Linked DNA regions of Mus musculus: region 1 is linked to region 2. The links are chromatin contacts, found by Hi-C or POLR2A ChIA-PET in ENCODE. All regions are on one chromosome and are shown on one strand. Each heading gives the region's core, a stretch centred on a gene start or an enhancer-like site at or near the end of the contact. The rest is flanking DNA. Distances are from core to core; before and after follow the strand shown. Region 1 holds the start of Basp1 (brain abundant, membrane attached signal protein 1). Region 2 has its middle 23 kb from the start of 4930445E18Rik.

Region 1 (2,700 bases), core at 157-2,656, 140 kb after region 2:
TCCACACCCCAGCAGCAGTCCCCTTGATACTCGTGTTTTATTCTAGCCCGCCACGTAAGTGGCCAGTGGTCTCGGCCAAGACAGAGGTGTGTCAGCTCCCGTGCAAAATCCTGAAATCGCACCCATGTGCGCTGTGCTCCTTTGAACAGCGTGAAAATCACTGGGGCAGAGGCCGTCCACCGAGTTCGCTCCAAGGCGGAAACGTCTCGGGGGGAAGCAGATTAGGAACAGGGCCAAGCGTTCGATGAATATTCATGAAAAGAATGCGGTCCCCAGCCACGCATTGTGTGCCATCCGATCCAGGGATTCTGGTTTTTTTTTTTTTTTTTCTTTTAATGGTGTGGGGAAGCGGGAACCAGACGTTGGGTTGTAGCGTTTGAGCTACGGGGGAAAAAATCTACAGAAATCTTGGCTTGCAGAAGGGTTGAGCCCGCTCGGGCCGCGGGCTGTCAGGTTCAAGCCCACACGCCACCCCTCCTTCCCCCAGGCTGGGGCGGCGGTGGAGGCGCGCGGCCCGCTCTCTGAGCGCAAGGCTCAAAAAATAAAATAAAATGCTGGCGACGTCCACAGGTTAGTGGGAAGACAGCTCAGCCGCAGACCAGGCTGGGGGCTTTAATCTGCCCCGGACGTGCACACCGCCTTCCGAACCTCGTGTTCCTCGGTTACCCTAAACCAAGATCCAGGAGTCCCGAGGGCCAAGCCACCCCCGCCCCTTCCGATCTGACCAGATTCCGCGTCTTCTTTCTCCCTCCCCACCCCACCCCACCCCCATCCTCCATCTTCTGTTACTGCGCCCCTCACACCGAGCGCCTTCTCCGTGGCTGTGCGGGTTCCGCTGACAGAAGGCTGGGTTCAGCCCACAGAACCGTGGCCAGTGGTCTCGGTGCTGTCACCAGCGGCTCCCCACCCTCCACCCCCTCCCTCCCGAACTCGGTTCGTCCGCCTCGCCGCCACCCCCTCCAAGTCCCCCACCCTACGAAAGGCCGAAGCTGTCCACCTGGGGGAGAGCATCACCTTGGATTTCCAAATGCGACAGAACCCACATAGAGGAATCCCATGCCCACTGTGTCTACACCCGGCCGCACCCCGGCTGCACCGTTGGAGAACCCTAGGCTTCGGGGTGGGGCGGGGCCCTGGGGAACCGGTGGCCCGGAGTCCGCGGTGGCCTTAGGGACCCACGGCGCGCCTCCTTACCGGCTTTGGGTGCCTGTGGCGGCCCTGGGTGAGCGCGGTGCCTCCAAGGGGCCCGGGTGGCTGGTGTCGTCCGGCCGGGTGGCTGGTCGCTCAGCAAAGGCTCTCTCTCTCCCGGCTCGACGGCGGAGCCCGGAGCGTGGAGCGAGTTGGAGCGCTGCCGCCACCGCCGTCGCCGCTGCCGCTACTGCCGCCGCCGCTGCAGCCTCTGCATTTCTCGATCGCTCCCCCTCCCCTTCCTGCCCAGCGCCCTCCCCCCCGCGCGTCCGCCCGCCCAGCTCCTCCGCTCGCCGACCCCGCCCGCCTCGCGCCCGCCCCTCCTCTCCCAGCCCGCGGCCCGCACCCCTCCCGCTCCTTTCGCGCCCCGCCACCCAGGAGGGGGTCCCCCAACTTCTCTCCACCAGCAGCCACTGCGCCCCGAGACGCCCCGTGATCCAGCGCCCCCCCCCCGTCACCACACCCGCACAGTCACCCCCACCCACTGCTCTCCACATCCAGATCCCTTACCCGCCTCCCCAACAGTCTCTGTCAGCCCCCCTCCTCCTATTCCCTCCTTACACGCCCCTCCATTCCCCCCCCACCCCACCCCCACCCCCACCCCCGGCGGGACTGTCTGTGGATTTCTCTCCTCTCTCTGTCTCGCACACATTTTATTTGAAAGCATTGAATAAGTAGCTCAGGCTCTCGCTCAGACTTAAGGGGCTGATGAACTACGCCCCCGCCGCAACCAGCTTTCTCTGCACCCCAATCCAGCCCCGCTCCAGACGACGGGCTTAGATTCTGCTATCACGTAGGCAGTGAGCCTGGGGAAGATGCGATGCCTCCCTTGAAACCATCAAGACAGATATCCGCTGGTTTTAGGGTGTCCCCCAAGGCAAGCATCTGGGACGCCTCCGGCATATGCTCGCCCTCGGGGCCCGACCAGGAGGCTCCAGCTTTGCAAGGCGCCACCGCCCAGAGCTCAGGTCTGGGTTGGAAGGGTGGGCGGCACCGCCTCAGGGTACGTTCTCCCGACTTCGGAGAGAAAGAAAGGAAGAAATGCACCCTAGGAAAAGGGGCTTCGACTTTTTGTGCCTGTGCTTTCATGGAAGTCACCAGCTCTCGGCTGCTTAAGATGCTACTCAGAAGCGCGCCCAGCCAGGCTGTGGCCATCCGCGCCAAGTCCTCGTGTCCTGGTCGACGAGCACTTTGGGTAGCACCGCGACACACAATAGCCACCACGGTTAGGAGATATGCTCGCTATGCTTACCTGTTGGCAAAAATAAAATGCAAAATAAAAATTTAAATTTGGAAACTAACACATGGTGACATCTTCTAGAACCACAGCTCTTTCTTCAGACAAAAGCCAATTTTACCATCCCGCAAACCCATTGAGCCCTGGAAGTTCCGTTCGCGGCACTTTGGCGCCCTCTGGCTTTATCAGGGTGGCTTGCTTGTTCTGCTTCGTCCTGAAAGAATAGCGGAGGGGGGGGGGAATGGAAATGTATGTTGCCTTCTTGGTTGGATCTC
Region 2 (2,797 bases), core at 197-2,696:
TCCTCATGTTGTGGTGACCCCCAACCATAAAATTATCATTGCTACTTCATAACTGTAATTCTGCTACTGCTATGAATTATAATGTAAATATCTAATTTATATACAAATATTTTACATAAGGCAGGATATCAGATATGTGACCCCTATGAAAAGGTCATTTGACCCCCTACAGGGTCACAACCCATAGGTTGAGAACCATTGGTTTAGGGGATTCCTTACCCCCCCCCCCACCCTGAGGCTTTGGGCCTTGTTTTAAATTACAAGGAGGGACTGGACAGATGGCTCAGTGGTTAAAAACACTGACTGCTCTTCCAGAGGTCCTGAGTTCAATTCCTAGCAACCACGTAGTGGCTCACAACAATCTGTAATGGGATCTGATGCCCTCTTCTGGTGTGTCTGAAGACAGCTACAGTGTACTCATATACATACAATAAATAAATCTTTAAAAAAGAAAACTTACAAGGAATAACTCTTTGAATAGCATGGGACTCCTGGTCTGAGTCTCCACTTAACCCCTCCAAAAACTACCATATCTGGCCTCTAAAACCACTTGGCTGCTACTTCCTCTTCAACAATTACTGCTTGAGCCATGACCTCTGACCTCTGTGACTCACTGGAACAGGTGACCCTGACTCATGGACCTGAAAAACTCCCATTCCTCACCGTCAACAGGAACACAGGAACACTTTGGTGCAAATGGTCCCAAGGGCATGTCATGGCCCAAATCTCTCAATCTCTCTCGATGTCCTACTTGGTTACAAGAAGGCAGGCCTTTGTTTTTTCCTCCCAAAGGCCCAGGACAGTGTGGACAATTCTTAACATGTCTTAACTCTCCCTTGCTCAGACAAAGTCAGAAGATGCTCTTAAAAAAAAACAAAAAAACAAAAACAAAAACAAAAAAATCTACTTTAACTCTTTCAGAAATAAACTAGAAAAAAAACCTCATCTTTCTTCTTCTACAACTTATTGCAAAATCTACAAAGAAATTCCTACTGAATTATCTGTTTTCTCACCAAATGTCTCCTCCCTTACTGCCTGAGGCCCACTGGGCTGCCATGGGAATCACTTTTGACTTTCTCCCTAAGGTTAGATTGTAAAAGCTCACACAAGCAAGTCAACAAGTGTCAGGAAACAAACCAAACATACCCTCTGAGTCTAGGCACTAACTCCTTTTTCCTTTACATGTTCACTGTGTCAATGTTTGCCTGTCACTTCACCTTTTAGACCATCCCAGGCATGTGTGCGCCTTGGAACCCTGTCCTTTCAAAGAGTGAAGGCAAACAAAGGATGTCGGGAGTCTCCAGGGTGACTTCAACCCAGTCTCTGAGCAAGGGCTTTCTTCCCTTCCAACTGACCTTCCTCCCTCTTCAAACTCAACTGCTGGGTATCTGGAATTTCTCCCTCAGGGGTGGAGGTCAGAGCTGTGGCGTCAGAGAACCCAGACCCCTTGGCCTACTAAGCCTTGTCAGTGACTATTAGTATAAACGCAGGTAGGGAGGCAGCTGCTCTGCCAGCTGGTGAGGAGACATAGCAGACTTCTGCCCTCCCACCCCTGAGGATCCCTTAATGAAGTACTAGCTCACTACAGACTTCAAGCAGCACCTCAGGGAACGTGGGAACGGAGCAGGGGATTGCTTGTCAATAGTGCATGAGCACAGAAAGCCCTAGAAATACGTGCTTAAGGGCGACTTGCAGCACGCGGGGGGGGGGGGGGGGGATGAGTCACTCAGTGACACAGATCAGATAAAATAGCTGTCTTAAAGTCTGCTTTCAGCTGAGGGGGAAAAAAAAAACCATTCCACAAACTGTCTTTTACTTCCGCCTTCTGGGTAGACTTTCTGCTGAGAGATGTCGAAACAGGAAGAGTAGCCAGATCTTTTCACAGCTTTTCCTATAAATAAATAAGTGAGGTAAGAGAACGGGGTGATGATGTAGCTCAGCGGTAGAGTGCTAGGGCAAGGCCACACACACACACACACACACACACACACACACACACACACACGAGAAAAAGGAGGCAGGAAAGTTTCGTTTGTGTACCTGTGTGTGTAAGCACACATGCGTGTATTTGCGTTTGTGTAGGCAAGGTTTGTAAATACACATGGGGCATACCTGTGGGAGTTCTGTATGTAAGCATGAACTGTTGTATAAGGTCATATTTATTTTTAATACTTTTGTTCAGTAGGTGATCACTCCAAAGCAATGGCTCATTTCTCTATGAAATAAATGCAGCTCTTTCATCTCAACGGTGAGGTCTAACACAACCTCTAAACTTTCCCATACTCCAAGAAATAATCAGCTCAGATACGACTTTCACAGACCACGGGGCTTAACGCTTTCAGCCTTGACGTTATCTGAGACATCCCAAGTACTGTAAACTCCCCATTCCATTTAGCAACATGTGCAGGCATAATCCTGATGTTTCTTATTGGCTAATAACCATAATTCTGCACACTGCTTCTCACGCTGAAGTAACGTAAGCCAAAACATGCTGAGTCCCAGACGTCTACACATGCACGACACTCCAATTTTTGTGTGCCTAGAGACACATCAGCAACTCCTCCTCATCGCACGACAGTCTTGAGCAGCCTGCGTCCGTTGTGATTTGCAGACATTCAGTCAGTGCTCCGGTGCTGGGCTCCACTAGCTGGGCTGTGTCTGCTGTATTTTGACTTATTTGATACTGTTTCTTTCCTCTCCTCTGAGCAGCTTTCTGGAATCTCCTGGGGCCTCTGCTCTTGGGCTGGATCTGGCTGGTACCACTGCTTCTGCCCCGAGAAGTGGCGCTTGCTGGACT

What was found. Hi-C counts contacts between places; a loop is a spot of excess contacts on that map. ChIA-PET counts read pairs that join two places held with the same protein, here RNA polymerase II (POLR2A).
Region 1: a map of gastrocnemius shows a loop between it and region 2 (3-fold over the local background). The contact joins the promoter of Basp1 here to the enhancer-like site in region 2. A Hi-C loop is called at or near these places in 4 of 37 maps with a recorded cell type or tissue (Patski, gastrocnemius and left cerebral cortex). POLR2A ChIA-PET finds 5 or more read pairs at or near these places in 1 of 5 experiments (Patski).

Annotation. Positions count from the first base shown.
Region 1 is chr15:25,412,358-25,415,057 of GRCm38, forward strand. Basp1 (brain abundant, membrane attached signal protein 1) reads right to left here and starts at 1,407. Exons shown (of 2, transcript NM_027395.2): 1 at 1,195-1,407. It overlaps Gm48957 (predicted gene, 48957), which reads left to right and starts at 1,833. Exons shown (of 4, transcript NR_168943.1): 1 at 1,833-2,700.
Region 2 is chr15:25,268,010-25,270,806 of GRCm38, forward strand. No RefSeq gene overlaps it. Among named protein-coding and RNA genes, the nearest start is that of 4930445E18Rik, 23 kb to the right of the region's middle. Within about 2 kb of position 1,447, at least 1 of the 3 ENCODE cell types and tissues checked has a DNase peak (open chromatin) inside an H3K27ac peak, as active enhancers do.